Linked DNA regions of Homo sapiens: all the other regions are linked to region 1. The links are chromatin loops, found by intact Hi-C in ENCODE. Cell type or tissue: heart left ventricle. All regions are shown on one strand. Region 1 holds the start of MIR6504 (microRNA 6504). Region 2 overlaps CMIP (c-Maf inducing protein). Region 3 overlaps CMIP (c-Maf inducing protein).

Evidence for each region. Hi-C counts contacts between places; a loop is a spot of excess contacts. Peaks named below come from ENCODE experiments on the same cell type or tissue, not always from the same donor. Only the 100,000 strongest peaks of a DNase experiment are listed, where the experiment ranks them.
Region 2: a loop joins it to region 1, with 2.9 times the contacts of the local background. A loop is called at or near these places in 9 of 110 quality-filtered maps.
Region 3: a loop joins it to region 1, with 9 times the contacts of the local background. A loop is called at or near these places in 6 of 110 quality-filtered maps.

Annotation. Positions count from the first base shown.
Region 1 is chr16:81,608,955-81,611,454 of GRCh38, reverse strand. All of the region lies in intron 2 of CMIP (c-Maf inducing protein), which reads right to left. MIR6504 (microRNA 6504) reads right to left here and starts at 107; the gene lies at 47-107. In heart left ventricle, no CTCF peak of the experiment used is centred here; a DNase peak (open chromatin) is centred at 1,174; H3K27ac peaks cover 1,392 bases.
Region 2 is chr16:81,501,494-81,503,993 of GRCh38, reverse strand. The region is part of intron 1 of CMIP (c-Maf inducing protein); the gene reads right to left. Among named protein-coding and RNA genes, the nearest start is that of MIR7854, 31 kb to the left of the region's middle. In heart left ventricle, no CTCF peak of the experiment used is centred here; no DNase peak of the experiment used is centred here; H3K27ac peaks cover 1,485 bases.
Region 3 is chr16:81,494,074-81,496,573 of GRCh38, reverse strand. The region is part of intron 1 of CMIP (c-Maf inducing protein); the gene reads right to left. Among named protein-coding and RNA genes, the nearest start is that of MIR7854, 39 kb to the left of the region's middle. RefSeq lists an enhancer at 2,397-2,500. In heart left ventricle, no CTCF peak of the experiment used is centred here; a DNase peak (open chromatin) is centred at 1,153; H3K27ac peaks cover 2,103 bases.

The DNA of each region.
Region 1 (2,500 bases):
AGGGGCACTAGCCCTCTTTGGGCCCCGCCATTCCCCTTGTCTGTAGAGAGAATGGCTGTGCTGTAATGCAGCAGGGTGCAGACTGCATTACAGCACAGCCAGACTGCAAGATCGAAGAGCCCCCTGTGATCTGACGTGATTCGCCCCAGGAGGGGCTCAGGTGCCTGCAGTATGAGGTCAAAATGAAAAGGCCTCGAGGTCAGCACTGCTCCACAGAACTTCGTGTGTCAATGGAAATGTTCTTTATGTGCGCTGTCCAACACAGCAGCCTTTGGCCATGTGTGGCCCCTGGCCACTGGAGGTGTAGCTAACGGGACTGAGGAACTGTGTTATTAATTTGATGAGTAAATTAAATCCATCTGTGGGCTGCCATGCGTGGCTGCTGGTGGCTGTGCCGGGCGGCACCATTTAAGGCACTTTCACTCATCTGCTGACTAGGAGCACTAAGGTAATGCCGTTCAGATGGGCACCTGGCTGTTTCTTGGTCCCCTCTCCCACCCTGGAGCAGGGAAGATCTGTCCCCAGGGCCAAAGGGGTTGTTCTCTGTGACACCACGGCTCTGGGATCTAATACAGTATGTTGTATGTGAATCAAGACAAAGTACAGCCTCTCAAAGCAGAGGGTCCTGCCACCCGTCACAAAAGGCACGTGAATACAACCAGGACTGAAGAAAGCCCTGAGTACCACACCAGGGGCCAAGTGCACCCCGCCCCAGCCTCCCTAGAACCACACAGACTCGCTAGCCCTGTTTATAGAATGAGCCAGCTACATACCACCCATGCATCACGGTGGGCAGAGTGTGGGGGTGAGGATGAGAGGGAAGCAAGGGAGAAGCCGATCCAGGTCTACCTCCCCTGACGGAAATGGCAGCCAGGGAGAGAACCACAGCCGCCAGGGGCAGGGGCTGCACCCACCTGGGTTCCCCTTGGGGGAAGGGTTGGGAGGCCGTGTCTGCTGCTCCCTCATTAGCTCGGAGTCCGGCTCTGGATCTGAGGAGTTGCAAGCCGCCTCCTCCTCCTCCTTTTCCTCTGCTTCCTCCTCTCCTGCTCCTGCCTCTGACTGCGCTGTCCACGGGATCAGGGGGCAGTGAGCAAGTGGGATGCTGGAGCAGCTAGAGGCTCCCCGCCCGCTCGGCTCCTCAGCACCACGGCGGCAGCTCTGTCCTGAAGCCCTGCCAGACACGGCGGCCAGGCGAGTCATCACAGCTGGGCCCGCGGCCACAGCCGGGTTAAAGGGACATTCCAGGCACTGCTTCTCTGCTTTTCAGCCTCACTGCCCCTCCATCCCTGTGGCGAGTGATGCTCTGGCCTCCTTTGGAGGCCAGGGCTGCCCCTCCAGCCCCAGAAGGAATGAGGCCCCTTTGCTGGTGGAGCAGGAAAGTGGAGGCTCAGGGCCTCCTCTCCTCCAACTGGAATGTTTCAAGGGGCTCCCTCCTGCCTCTCTGTCATGCACAGATCTAGGCCCCTCTGCCCTGCCACCACACTGATTCCTCTAGTGTCCCTCTACCCCTTCAGAGCTTTCAGTGGCTGCCTATTGCCTTTGGAAGAGGGTCTGAGGCTTCTTCACTTGGCTGGCAAGGCCTGGGTGATCTGGCCATCGCCCAACAGATCTAGACATATCCACAGCCCCAAACTCCATCTCTCCATCTCCTCCAGCTGCAGCAAGTACCCAGGTCCCCCATATTCAGGCTTTGCACACACATCCCCTCTGCCCGGGGAGTGTGCCCCCACCCCACCATTCTGGCACACTTCTACTCATCCCTCTACACCCAGTTCAAATGCCCCCTGTCTGGGGAGCCTGCTTTGGCCCCCCAGGCCAAATAAGTTCCTCCTTCTCTGGGCTCCCAGTCCTCCACGGTTGCCTCTAATTTAGCCATTATTTCCGTAATCATTTGTTTATGGCTCTGTCTCCCCAGGGGCTGAGGGGCTCTTCACGCATGGGGCCTCCCCGAGCACAGGGGAGAGGCTGCCTCAAAGCTCTGTGACTACAGCAAAGTCATTGGGGTAGGACAATCTCTGGCTACCCTACCTCTCCGTTGGCCACTGAACCCTGTGATTGCCCGCCCCATCTCCCCCGCCGAGGGGGGCTGGCACTGACCACCCCCTTCATGGACTCTGTGCTGCAGCCATCGGATGGGCAAGAAGGAGCGAGTGAAGAGGCAGAGGAGCTGGCAGAAGTGTCTGGCAGGAGGGTGACACTGACCTCTATCATAAAGATGAGAGGAGAGAAAGAAAGAAGAGGAAGGCTTTGCTGGCTGTGGTGGGGAGGGGGGGAGGGACAGTGTGGGGGTGTGGGGACAGGGTTAAAAGAAAAGCGTAGAGGGCAGAGTGTGAGAGATTCACTAAGAAGAAAGCAGACTGGGGCAGGCGTGGTTTCCAGAGTCCTCTGAGAGATGACAGTAAGAAACAGGACATTTCTAACAATGCTAAGTTGTTACGCTCCGCTACTGAGCTCAGCATTCCTTGGAGCCCAGACTGGGTGACTCTCAGCCCAATGCTGT
Region 2 (2,500 bases), 110 kb after region 1:
CACCTCTCCATTTATAAAATGACAGTTGGCATGTGAGGATTTAAATATAAAGTCCATGGAGCACAGGGCCAGGTGTGAACACGCCCTCATTACATGTCAGCTACTCAGCCACATCCTGCCCTGTTCCCAGGTGATGACGTCTGTCACTGACAGGCCTGGTGATCCGCTCAGGGATCTGGAGGGGTGCCATGGGGTTCAGGCAACCTCAGAACAAGGCAGTGGGTTGAGATTCAGAATTCACTTCTAGACATCCACAGTGAGATAAGGTGACCAGACTGGCACCTCAATGGGGCAGAAGGCCAGGCGCGGTGGCTCAGGCCTATAATCCCAGCACCTTGGGAGGCCAGGGCAGGAGGATCGCTTGAGCTCAAGAGTTCAAGAACAACCTCAGCAACACAGAGAGACCTGTCTGTACAAAAAAATTTAAAAATTAGCCAGGTGCAGTGGCATGTATCTATGGTCCCACCTACTCGGGAGGCTGAGGTGGGAGGATGGCTTGAGCCTGGGGGGTCAAGGCTGCAGTAAGCCATAATTGTTGCCACTGCACTCCAGCCTGGGTGCACAGAGACCCTGCCTCAAAAAATAAAAATTAAAATAAAGGGATCAGAGGTATCTGGGACTAGGCAGGCGACCCAGTGATCCACTGAGACCAGGGATAACACTGACTGCTCATACCAGGGGGAAACTCTTCACCATCAAGCACCCGGCTGTCACACAGCAGAGCCACAGATGATGACCCAGGGCTGTGTTCACTCCAGAGCAGGGTAACCATGTATCCCGGTTTCCCTGGGACTGAGGGATCTCCTGGAATTCAAGACTTTCAGTATAATTGGGACAGTATTGGGCAAATCAGAACAAACTGGTCACCGTACTCCGGGGCCTGTGTTCTTTAGCTGTAATATTTAGGTTGTGCTGAACTAGGGCAGCTCTTTAATGAAACATCAACGAGGAGGCCAGAGTAGATCTCTGGCTGCTTAACAGACTGCCTGGGAAAGCCACATCCCACGACATCACGCAAACATATCTAAGGACAGAGAGACAGGGCGTGATGGATGCAGCAGCAAAGACAAAGTGATTACCCGGCATTGCAGGGACAGCAGTGGCTCCGCACAGCCTGGGGACTGGCTCTGCCCTGAGGCCTGTTCAGGAATGGAAATTTCTAAATACTGGTCACATAGCCAGAAGGCTTTTTCTTGCTTCTTTTTTTGTTTTGTTTTTTGCATTCAAACAATAGGTAATCAGAATCTGCTTAGTTAACAGCCATATTGTCATAATTTGCCAAACAAAGCAATGGGAATATGATGATAACGGTAACACTTGACATTTCTCACAAGGGCAGGTCTTGGATGTGACTTCATTTCCCAGAGCCTGCTGGCTGTCTTCTTTTGTCTGAGTCCTCCCCATCCTCGCCCAGCCATCAGCATGACGCCCAAATGCCTGGCGCACGTGACAGGCCCATGGATCGCTGAGCGAATGAGTTAATGAACGAGGACATCTCCGTTCTGCGGGTAACCCAGGCACCCCCAGGCGAGCCAGGCTGGGTGCTCTGTGGCCATGTCACCTCCCCCTCCATTGCTCACATGGAGGCAGTGCCACCATGTCCCCAGGATTGTCCTGAATACTCAATACATAAGTTGACCATGTAATCTATGAATGAAATGAAGCGTCACTGATCACTTTACTAGGACTACAAGTGTAAACTGGGACTGTCCAGGCAAAACAGGACAAGTGGTCACCTCACTGATGTAGCATCTCACCTAATCCTTGTTATGCTGCAACTGTCAGCCCAGGTCCCGGGTCCAGACTCCATGGTCTGAAGCCCAGCCCTGCCTCCTAGCAGCTGGGTACGTTACTTAACCTCTCTGGGCCTCAGTTTCCTCATCGGAGCTAGGCAGTAGCTGCCCCTTAGGGCTGCTCTGCAGACTACTCTATTTAATAGTTGCAACACTTAGAATAGGGCCTAGCATATAGTAGGCACCACTCATGTGTTGACTGAATAAAAAAGTCCTCCCATCATCCCCAGGATTGTTGCCATTTCATAAATCAGGCAAGGAAGGCACAAGGACTTAAGTCACTTGCCGGTTAGTAGCAGAATGGCTCACGCCTGTAACCCCAGCACTTTGGGAGGCCGAGGTGGGCGGATCACTTGAGGTCAGGAGTTCGAGACCAGCTTGGCCAACAGGGTGAAATCCCGACTCTACTAAAAATACAAAAATTAGCTGGGTATGGTGGCATGCACCTGTAATTCCAGCTACTCGGGAGGCTGAGGCAGGAGAATTGCGAGAACCTGGGAAGCAGAAGTTGCAGTGAGCTGAGATCACGACACTGCACTCCAGCCTGGGCGACAGAGCGAGACACCGTCTCAGAAAAAAAAAAAAAAAAAAAGAACCAGAGTCAAACCTAAGCATCAATGCCCATGCCACACCCATCCTGAGATCCTGCCCCCGACCCCACTCCACCCCCAGCTACCGCATTTTCTCTCCCCATTCAAGAATTTAGG
Region 3 (2,500 bases), 110 kb after region 1:
GAGACATCGTCATCCATTCAAAGGGTTTTATCACTGGATGAAACAACCATAAATCTGATTTGATCCTTGCTGAAAGGCTGAAATTTTAATTGGTCTTTGTCCTTCAAAGTCCTTCTCACTTTTCTTTTCACTTGTCAGGGTTGAGAAGCAATTAACTCCCCTCCATCGTACAAATTCTAAATAGGTTTCACTTACTTCCTTGTTTCCCATCCATCGCCCCCAAGTAGGATCGCCCCCATGAAGGGGGTCTGTTTTGTTCACTGCTGTATTCTGAGCACACAACAGGCACGACAAATATTGATTTAATATTTATTTTAATTAACTAAATGTAGCAATTTTAATAGTAACCATAGCACCTACTATGGTCCAGGCCCTGTTTACACATGTGATGTGTGTTAACTCACCCAGCACTCATATCCACCCTTGGAGACCAGTCCCATTATCCCCATTCTACAGATGAAAAAACAAAGGCACCACTACACTTGCTACCCTGGATTCACAGCATCTTCAAAGCCCCACCCTCGGTCCCTGGCTCACTTGCTCTCCCTTCCCTGGAACAACGCCCTGCTTCCTTTGCGCCCCTGCCAGCTTCATGGCCTCTTTCTCTGCTCCTGCAAGTCTCGGAGCTGGGGGAGCTGGGGGAGCTGGGGATTATCTCGCAAACTGCATTTTACAGATAAGGAGGCTGAGGACTGACAGCTTCCTGTCTAGTTGGGGGAATGAGGTGGAAAGAAAATGACAGCCAACAGCCAAGTCACTAAGGGAGGCCAGCAGATGCCCCAGGAGAGTGAGTGGCCATGGCTGACCACAGCAGGCAGGGGCTTCCAGGAGGAGGTGACAGCTCTCACAATGTCTCAAGTCCTCCAAAGAGCAGCAGCCCACAGCTTTGGGGTCTCAGCCATTCCTCCCACAAACATAAAAAGAGAAGGGGCCTGGGGTCTCTCAGATTAGCAGACACACCTGCCCACCCTCTGAGAAGTGGGTCTGTGAATTTCACTGGCCTGTGGCCAGCAGCAGCAGGCGAGGTTTTAGGCACAGACATCAAGCTGGACAGAGTCGTTCCCCACATGGGACTGTACCTCAGCAGCCTGTCCCATCCTTCCCCGGACGCCAGGGCGGAGATCTGTAACTTCCCTCCTCGCAGGAAACAGAGCGGCAGCCCGGCCGGCTTGGTTTGTTGTTCTCAAACGGTTATGCCATGCACGCCCAGCCCATCCAAGAAGCCTGTGGGTCGCCTGGCTCCTGCTTATCACTGAACCAGCCTGCCCAGGGCCCCGCCCCAGAGGGTTCATCCTCTGCTTCCCCCAGGCTGAGAGGTCCACTCTGACCATCAGTGTCTGTTTCACTGAGAAACCCTATGCTACAGTAATGATGATGATGATGGTGAGAGCTAACACTGAGTGCCAGGTACTCCACAGTCATTAATTCACATATGCAAACCTATGCCACGGACAGCATATGAGGTCCATTTTACAGAAGACAAAACTGAAGCTCAGAGAGGTCACCTAATGTGCCCAAAGCCTTACAGTCCCCAAGTGTAAGGTTTTGTCATCAGAATTGTGTGTGGGTGCCATCTCCGACACTAGCTCTATGATCCATGGCTAGTTACATAGCTGCTCTGTACCTCAATGACTTCATCTGTAAAGTGCGATACTGGTGCCCAACTCACGGGCTTCCTTGGCAGGCTGAATGAGAAAGCACCTGGCAAGTAGGGGCTCTTGATAAATGGCAGTTATTAGTATTTATTGTTATTAATAATATTCATGATGAAAAGAGATTCAGAGTTGTTTGGGGACAAGGGTATCAGTTACCCAGGGGCACCTGGGCAGTGTCCATCCAGGAGTCGAAAGAGCACAGGCTTTGCAGTTGGCCTGACCTGAGTTTGAACCCAGCTACCATGTCCTGCTGTGTGACCTTAAGCATCAGCGGAGGCATCGGGGGGCGGCCCCGGGGGTCCCCCATGCCCACAGGTGCCTCCTCAGAACGGGAGCCGGCTGGGGCTCCTCCTGACCCTCTTTGATACCGTGCTTCCTGAGGGGAGTGTGTCCTGTTCCGCTTACACCCCAAGGTGGAAGGGGAGCTGTCTGGCCGTCCCTGGAGAGCTCTAGAGAAGGCCCTTCCCAGGTCCAGGCTATAGGGAGACCCACCCTCTCCCAGCACAGCCACGTGCCTTCTTTCCCACCCTCTGCGTCAATAAAGGCCAGTTCTGGGGAAAGCTTCAGCCCCGCATCTGCTCCATTCCCAGCACATGCCTGGAAACACCTGCAGCTGGCTGGGCTCTGCCCTGCGTCCCTCCAGCACTGGGCTGGCAACCGAGAGGGGAAGGATGAAAGACGAGTCTGAAATCACGGCTGGAGACCCAGGAAGAGGCAGCTCCCACAGTCTGAGGCCCCGGTAACTGCCCCCGATTCCCCCGGTGACTGCTCAGCAGGCAAGGACCGTGCCTGGAGGGAAGCTTCTGGAACATTCTTCATCCAGGTGGACAGGGGTGTTACCTTTG